2 separate regions of the Homo sapiens genome follow, and region 2 is linked to region 1. Evidence: chromatin contacts called from ENCODE Hi-C or POLR2A ChIA-PET data. All regions are on one chromosome and are shown on one strand. Each heading gives the region's core, a stretch centred on a gene start or an enhancer-like site at or near the end of the contact. The rest is flanking DNA. Distances are from core to core; before and after follow the strand shown.

Evidence for each region. A loop is a pair of places that touch in the nucleus more often than their neighbours do. ChIA-PET counts read pairs that join two places held with the same protein, here RNA polymerase II (POLR2A). Pooled maps may share reads with other maps.
Region 2: a loop to region 1 is called in a map of esophagus squamous epithelium, with 4 times the contacts of the local background. The contact joins two enhancer-like sites. A Hi-C loop is called at or near these places in 8 of 168 maps with a recorded cell type or tissue (HAP-1, HL-60/S4, ectodermal cell and 5 more) and 1 of 50 pooled maps. POLR2A ChIA-PET finds 5 or more read pairs at or near these places in 5 of 52 experiments (MCF 10A, OCI-LY7, Panc1 and 2 more).

Annotation. Positions count from the first base shown.
Region 1 is chr22:17,808,307-17,812,241 of GRCh38, reverse strand. It overlaps MICAL3 (microtubule associated monooxygenase, calponin and LIM domain containing 3), which reads left to right. Exons shown (of 32, transcript NM_015241.3): 28 at 1,429-1,539; 29 at 3,305-3,398. Among named protein-coding and RNA genes, the nearest start is that of LINC00528, 33 kb to the right of the region's middle. RefSeq lists an enhancer at 2,773-3,569. Within about 2 kb of position 1,366, at least 2 of the 41 ENCODE cell types and tissues checked have a DNase peak (open chromatin) inside an H3K27ac peak, as active enhancers do.
Region 2 is chr22:17,870,458-17,874,405 of GRCh38, reverse strand. It overlaps MICAL3 (microtubule associated monooxygenase, calponin and LIM domain containing 3), which reads left to right. Exons shown (of 32, transcript NM_015241.3): 17 at 2,383-2,569. Among named protein-coding and RNA genes, the nearest start is that of LINC00528, 95 kb to the right of the region's middle. Within about 2 kb of position 2,170, at least 3 of the 41 ENCODE cell types and tissues checked have a DNase peak (open chromatin) inside an H3K27ac peak, as active enhancers do.

The DNA of each region.
Region 1 (3,935 bases), core at 117-2,616:
GGCACCCCAGAGAGGGGCAGTTCAGCAGCCCTCAGCTCTGATCAGCAAGGTGCAGCGCTGAAACACCACTGATGACCCTTAGGGACTGACTGTTCAGGGGACCCTCTGTCATTTGAGCTCTTCGAGTGAAGATTATGAGTATAGACCCCAAGTCATGTTTGTCTTCTTTGAAGTCTATAAAAGTTTTCTTGTTGGCCAGGTATGGTGGCTCACACCTGTAATCCCAGCATTTTGGGAGGCTGAAGTGGGAGAATCACTTAAGCCCAGGAGATTAAGACCAGCTTGGGCAATATAACGAGATCCCGTCTCTGCAAAAAAAAATTGTTTTAATTGTCCGGGCGAGGTGGCACACGCCTATAGTCCTGACTACTCGGGAGGCTGAGGCGGGAGGATCACGTGAGTCCAGGAGTTTGAAGCTGCAGTGAGCCATGATCGTATCACTGCCCCCCAGCCTGGGTGACAATGAGACCCTCTCTCAAAAAAGAACTTTTATATAGTCTCCTTGTTTCATTTTCTTAGAGGCAATAAAGAGGGTCTTATGAATAAAGGCAAATCCCCAATCTTTGCCCCTCTTGTTGCCCATGGTTTGTTCAAAGCATCTGATGCTCCCTTGAGCCCTTGGCACCCACGTAGGCAGGGGGCTGTGGCTGTCCAGTCCGTGGACTTGCACTGGATTGGGCCATTGCCTCTTCTGTTCTCGATGGCGCTAGGCGCAACAGCCCTGGCCAGGCCACAACCTCTCTTCTTCCTAGCGGCCAGCGGCTGCCTCTGCAGACCCCAGAGTCAGTCCAGGTTCACCTCCACAATTCCTTCTTCAGACTGTACTTGACTTAAAAGAGAAACATCCTTGTTCTCTCTACTTGGGTGTCATTTCTTGGAAGACTCTCATGGATACTGCTCTTCTGAAGAAAGTGACCTTTGATACCAAACAGGAAAATAAAAGGATCCCGATTTCTCTTTGCTTCCCCTGTAAGCCTCCTAGAAGCAGGAGGCTTGGTGAAACAGCCTACCAATGTTTTTACTCCCACAAAGTTTTAAAATGACCAGACATCCTTATTTGGGAAGCAGGTGATCTCAGTGATAAAGGAGCGTGTGTCCCTTTATTGTTTTAACTGCCTAACAGTCGGTCCCCACTCAGCCTCCTGTCCCTGTGCAGAGGTGGGGAAATGTCTCACTCTGTGGATCTTAGGTGTGCCCGTGGCACTGAGGGCTGCTGCAGGCTGGGGACTCTGCAGACCTCATGCCTTCTGCCTATCAGCACCCCCGTCCTGCTAGCACTCTACTCTACAGAGGACAGCTTGTCCTATCTGCCCGGGTACCAGCTCCGACATGGGGGACAGACCTCTCCAGGCCCCTGTTGGCCTGCTGCCCACCCCTGTCCCAGGCCTCCGTGCACCTGACTGAGGAAGTTTCTCTTGTTCTCTCCAGCCAAGAACCTACACGGAGGAGGAACTGAATGCCAAGCTGACCCGGCGTGTGCAAAAGGCAGCTCGGAGACAGGCCAAGCAGGAGGAGCTTAAGCGGCTGCATCGAGCCCAGGTAAAACCATGGAGGATGGGACCAGGGCACATGCATGGGAGGGTTGGGCAGCATCTCCCTATCCACCCAGCTGCTCCCTGCCACACAAGCACAGTGCAGAGCAGAGCAGAGGTAGACGGGCCTCCCTGCCACCCAGGTCACCTTTGGCTGGTGCAGCCACAGAGGCCCTGCCTTGGTGGAGCTGTCAGTCAAAAGGGAAGAGCAGGCTGGGCGTGGTGGCTCAATGCCTGTAATCCCAGCACTTTGGGAGGCTGAGGCAGGCGGATCACTTCAGGTCAGGAGTTCGAGACCAGCCTGGCCAACATGGCAAAACCCCGTCTCTACTAAAAAAACAAAAATTGGCTGGGTGCGGTGGCTCATGCCTATAATCTCAGCACTTTGGGAGGCCAAGGCGGGCGGATCACAAGGTCAGGAGATTGAGACCATCCTGGCTAACACGGTGAAACCCCCGTCTCTACTAAAAATACAAAAAATTAGCCAGGCGTGGTGGCAAGTGCCTGTAGTCCCAGCTACTCGGGTGGCTGAGGCAGGAGAATGGCATGAACCCAGCAAGTGGAGCTTGCAGTGAGCCGAGATTGTGCCACTGCACCCCAGCCTAGGCGACACAGAGAGACTCTGTCTCAAAAAAAAAAAAAAAAAAAAAAAAAATAGCCAGGCATAGTGGCGGGCCCCTGTAATCCCAGCTATTTGGGAGGCTGAGGCACGAGAATCGCTTGAACCCAGGAGGTGGAGATTTCAGTGAGCCTAGATTGCACCATTGCACTCCAGCCTGGGTGAGAGGGCGAGCCTCCATCTCATAAAAATAAAAATAAAAAAAAAAAGGAAGAACCCTGCATTGAGTTTCCCGAATCCCTTGTTGTAGAATAATCATTGTAAGTCACCTCATTCAATTGTGAGGACTGTCACCAGGAGTCCATTTGTGGCCCCTCAGCCTCTGATAGGCCTGGGATTTTTGTGGGAAGAGGTCAGAGGTCAGAGCTCTCCTCCCATTCTCCAGCTTGTTTTCAGGCTGCACAGACCCTGAATCTAGACCACTGTAGATTTCTATTGTTTTGTTTTGTTTTGTTTTGTTTGAGACGGAGTCTCACTCCGTGGCCAGGCTGGACGCGCAGTGGCGCTGAGCTCACTGCAACCTCTGCCTCCCTGGTTCAAGCGATTCTCCTGCCTCAGCCTCCCGAGTAGCTGGGATTACAGGCCTGTGCCACCACATCCAGCTAATTTTTGTATTTTTAGTAGAGACAGGGTTTCACCATGCTAGCGAGGAGGGTCTTGATCTCTTGACCTTGTGATCCGCCCACCTCAGCCTCCCAAAGTGTTGGGATTACACGGATGAGCCACCGTGCCTGGCCTTCTGTTTTAAATTTTTATCGTAAAGATGGGATTTCCACTGCACTCTTCAGGAACCCCCTCCAGCACTCTAGCAGTCTTGCCGTGAGAACAGTCTGAGGTTCTGGTACTCAGGCCCCTCCTGCCACAGATTACATCCACTTCCTGTCTCTGCAACACTCCTGGGAGGGTGGTCACTACTTGAGTCACGTCCACGCGCTTTGATGCTAACTAGCAAGGCCCGGAGCCTGGCGTCTACACAAGCTAGGTGGTTCTGGTGCAGGTGGTCTCCACGCCACACCCTGAGCGCACCGCCCACAGACTAGAGCCCTTTCCAGAGCGGCAACTCCTGTGTTTCCCCTCGTGTGGGTGTGGAGTTGTGTGTCCTCCTGAAGCAGGGCTGGAGAGCCGGGTGCTCAGTCTGTGCTGTCTGTCATAGATCATCCAGCGGCAGCTGCAGCAGGTGGAGGAGAGGCAGCGGCGGCTGGAGGAAAGGGGCGTGGCTGTGGAGAAGGCGCTCCGGGGCGAAGCAGGTACTGCCGGGCTCCCTCCTAAGCTCTGCTCCTGGAGGAAGCCCTCCCTCCCGCCGTGGTAGGCTAGTTTTGCTTCACCTCACCTGGAATTCAGCTCCTTTTCCAGCAGGATTTTCTGGGGCCCTTCATCTCTGAGATTTGGGGCTTCCTGTTAAGCAAAAGAAAATACCTGTCTGAGACAGCCCCAGGCCCATCCTGCTCCACAGCCCCTCTGGGCTGCCATTTCCCATAGAGTGAAACTCAGTCCCCGGCATGCTGATGGCGAGCGCTGGCTCTTCCCCCTCCTTCCCACCCCACCATTTACTCTAGGAGGGAATAACTGGGAGTGAGGGAGATTGAACCGCAAGGAACCATCACAGAATTGCACTGAGCAGGTCCCCAGCCTGCACCCCCAGACCCCCTCATGTCGTTAGTTCCCTGGGACCCTCCTGCCCACAGAGCCCTCAACACCGCTGGTCGGGGAGCATGTGGCCACCCTCGGCACACACAGATTTCCAGAGGGCACCCAGGCCCTGTGTCTGCTGAAGGCTGGTCACT
Region 2 (3,948 bases), core at 921-3,420, 61 kb before region 1:
CCCCGTGTCTGCTGCAGAATGAGAGAAATGCCATTTTCTGCTCCCTCAGTGTCAGCTGTTAAGTTACCTGCTCAGCTCTGCCTGGTGTCTGTCTGTCCCAAGCCTCAGTTTCTTTAGTGTCCCTAAAGAAGGTTTAGATCTGAGAGCCACGTGTTTGTCTTGACCACTAATAGGTATAATCTGTGAAGTTAATGGGCAAATGGCACCAATCCTTGGGAATCTTATTTTTGAATTAAAAGCTATAATTGCTTCTTCAGTTCAGCTGAGCCTTGAGCTGAGCCACAAGAACGGCTTCGTCGTGTGTGCATCTGTGAGCCCCTCGAGCGCCTGCTTCCCCCTGCCCGGTGCTTCTGTGTTTCTTCCTCACACGAGGCCTTATGTGTCTGTCCATTCAGGCCATGTCCTAAGGGGGCTGTTGGCATCCCCGGGATAATGGCTCATGGTGAGTTGCTGAGTCAGAATTAGGGTCAGGTTCCCCCAGGGGGCAGGGAGCCCCCTTACTCCATGAAGTTCATGAGAGGAGCATCACCCACATGGTGGTGTGGCCATCTCCACATGGAAGGGTGATTTGATCGTGGGAGTCTCTAGAGGACTTCCTCTCGGGACAGGTCAAGGCGGGGCTGCCTGGGCACCCAGCTTAGGTGTGAGCAGGGCGGCTCATGATGGAGACGTGGAAGTTTCTCCTGTGGTTTCAGTGTTGCCAGAAAGAGGCTTGAGTTGGTTGGGTTTTTTTCTCTTACCTTTCTTCAACCTCTAAAATAAGCCCTCCTGGCCTAGAACACATTCCCACCTTCCTGGGCTGGTGGAGCAGCTTGGCTGCATGGCCACACCTCGTGGCCAACATGCCCAGCCCAGTCTAGAAGGCTCTGGCCTCAGCACCTGGATGGGCCACACGGGCCTCATCATGCTGCCCTCAGACCCCCAATAACATCAGCAGGGAGAAAGGGCTGAGAAGGCTTCTTCCAAAACAGCCTGGGAGCGTTCGCTGCCTGTGGCAGGCATTGTGGGGTCAAGCGTCAGGAAGCAGGAAGAGCTGGCGACGTGCGCTACCCACACAGAGGCGGCCTGTGCAGGAGTGAACATGGTTCCTTCTGAGTGAGGAGATGGCCTCCTGGACCGTGAAAGGCAGGCTCAGCCTGGGCACTGCTGCGTGCATGGGGGTGCCCCTCGAGTTCTGTGAATGCAGCCCAGCTCTGCAGGACCCAGGCCCTGCCTGCCTGTCTCTGTGCGCGTTCGCCCTGCCTTCTACCACCATTCCCTGGAACTGTGCATTCCACAGAGATGGGAGAGACCCAGTTCTTCCCAAGGAAGACACTTCCCCTGCAGCCGTCCTGCCTGTGCCGGTACCCCTGCGTGGACACTGACGCGATGTTTTTCTTCCACCCGGTTTCCCTGCCTGTGAGCACTGTGTTGGCATGGTTTGCTGCTGCACCTTGTATTCAAATTGCACTTCCCAAAGATTTCTTTTTTTCCCCGTGTCTTCTTAATTTATGTATTTTTTTCCTTCTCATTTCCCTTCATTCTGGTCATTTTGTAATCTTCAACCGATAGAAGTATATAAAGATGTACACGGGCGGAGTGAGCTCATTGGCTGAGCAGATAGCCAATCAGCTTCAAAGGAAAGAACAACCCAAAGCCCTTCTAGACAAGAAGGAACTGGTAAGAGACGCCTCCAGGCACTGTGTAGCTAGACCCAGCACAGCCATGGGAAACACACCTGTGTGCTGAGTCACTTATAGCTTGCATAGCCCGTGTATGCTATGCGGTAATTGCTTTTGAGGTTGTCTGGGTTTTGATAACCAAATTCCTAAGACTGCAGTAGTTGTTGTGTGAGTCCAGGGACCCACATATATTCATGTGAACTATGTCAACACGGAATAGATACAGATACAGCTACCCTCAGAACAGAACTCTGCTAGCATTTCCATTTGAGCTGGGGACCCTCGGGCCCCTTCCTGCCTTCTTCCATGTGTGTGTTTTCCATCATGCCCCTCCCATCCCTTCTCGCCCCTCTCCCTCCATTGCTCTTTCTCTAAGACTCTTTCTTGTCGATATTTCCCGGCGTCGCCAGGCTGTATCATAGCATTACTCAAGTCTGGTGTGAAGCACTGTGATGCTGGCTCCCTCGTCAGCAGCAGGCTGGCCCAGGCTTTCGCGGTTGTGCCAAGTGTTCTCTGTCAGTGCGTGGAGGCAGTGACTGTGGCGGTGCCGTCACTCTGTGGCAGAGCCAAGAGCACAGTTGACCGTAGCCAGTTAGAAGTCTGTCTCAAAGCAGACCCCTTAGTGAGGGTTGGCTTTGCTCTCGCAAGGCTGTGCCTCTAGGAGGGCCTGTGTGGCACTCCCTGAGGTGCTCCCCTTCCTCCCGACCGCCACCTCCTGCAGGGCTCCATGAAGAAGGAGTTCCCGCAGAACCTGGGAGGCAGCGACACATGCTACTTCTGCCAGAAGCGGGTCTACGTGATGGAGAGGCTGAGTGCCGAGGGCAAGTTCTTCCACCGGAGCTGCTTCAAGTGCGAGTACTGCGCCACCACCCTGCGCCTCTCGGCCTACGCCTACGACATCGAGGATGGTGAGACACCCTGCGCCTCCGGCCCCACTGAGAAACTGTGCTTGGACAGTGTTTCCATCTGAGCTGGGCGCCTTTGGGCCCCTTCCTGCCTTATTCCATGTGCGTCTTTTCCATCATGCCTCTCCCAGCCTTTCTTGCCCCTCTCCCTCCATCACTCTTTCTCTAAGACTCTTACTTATCAGTATTTCCCAGCGTCACCAGGCTGATGAGAATGGCATGCATTTACCTAAGTCATTTCCCTGACTTCAGGGACACTTACTTGCTTTCTGACCTCGGGGTGGGAACTTGAGATAAAAGGAACACAATAAAAATAAGGTTTTTTGTCTTTACGGAAGGGGACTTGCACATCCATAGAAGTCACATATTTTGCCTAAGGTTGATGATGACAGCAAGTTGGAGCTGGGTCTCAGGCCCCTGGGTTCTCAGACCTTTGCTCTTGGAGATGTCTGCAAGGTGGCCCGTGTTAACACCTCTCTGGCATCTGTCTGATCTCTCTCTGGTGGATTGCGAACCATTGCACAGGGCCTGAATCTGATTTACTGTGGTGTTCAAGGCCTGGTCTTTGGCAACATGTGCTGCCAGTTTTTACAGTGAAAAGACCTTGATAAGGTAACAGTAGAGAATTCTGCACACAGACGATAGAGCCATCGTGATGGGCAGAGGCAGGCTGGCCGCCATCTGAGGACCCTGCATTGAGGACCCCCAGCCCCATTCCTATAGGATGCTGGAGGGACTTCGTGGGAGGCAGTCTTATAGATTCCAGAGTAATGAGGGGGCCTAGATTAATAGGAGAGGCAGTAATCTTTATAAGGTGGCATAAAGACCTTGACATTGATAGAAGATTGCGTGACTGTGAGATTATAAAGTGAGGTCATATAGGAGAGGGATGCCATGCCGTTAGGACCTAGTCACTTCAGCTGTCCTGAGGGTGAACAAACAGTCACCTCTGTTAGAAGGAGCAAGGAAGGAGCCCAGAGAGGTGAGCCGAGAAAGGCTGACTCCTGTCATGGTGCCTGGCCCTTCTGCTATGTTGGTAAAAAGCACTCCCGAGTCGGGGAAGAATGAAAGAATTAGGACGCTGTTTAGATAAGGCAGGCAGATTGTTTGCTGTCAAGTCTTCTGTTCCACCTCTCACACACACCTGCTCTCTGGATAGCTCATTTGATCTCAAGGATGGGGCCTGGCAGAGGGAGCCACCCAACCTCGCTGAGCTGTCCCTGATGCTCAGGGTGTTCTAGTTAGCCTCTCACCGTGGAGTCTGCCCGGAAAGAAGATGTCGCAAGGTGCAGCTAATTGATCTACAGGTACTTTTGCCCATGGGTGTGTGTGTGCATCTTTGCTGCATTCTGTGAAAGATGCAGAAGTGTAATGTGTGCCTC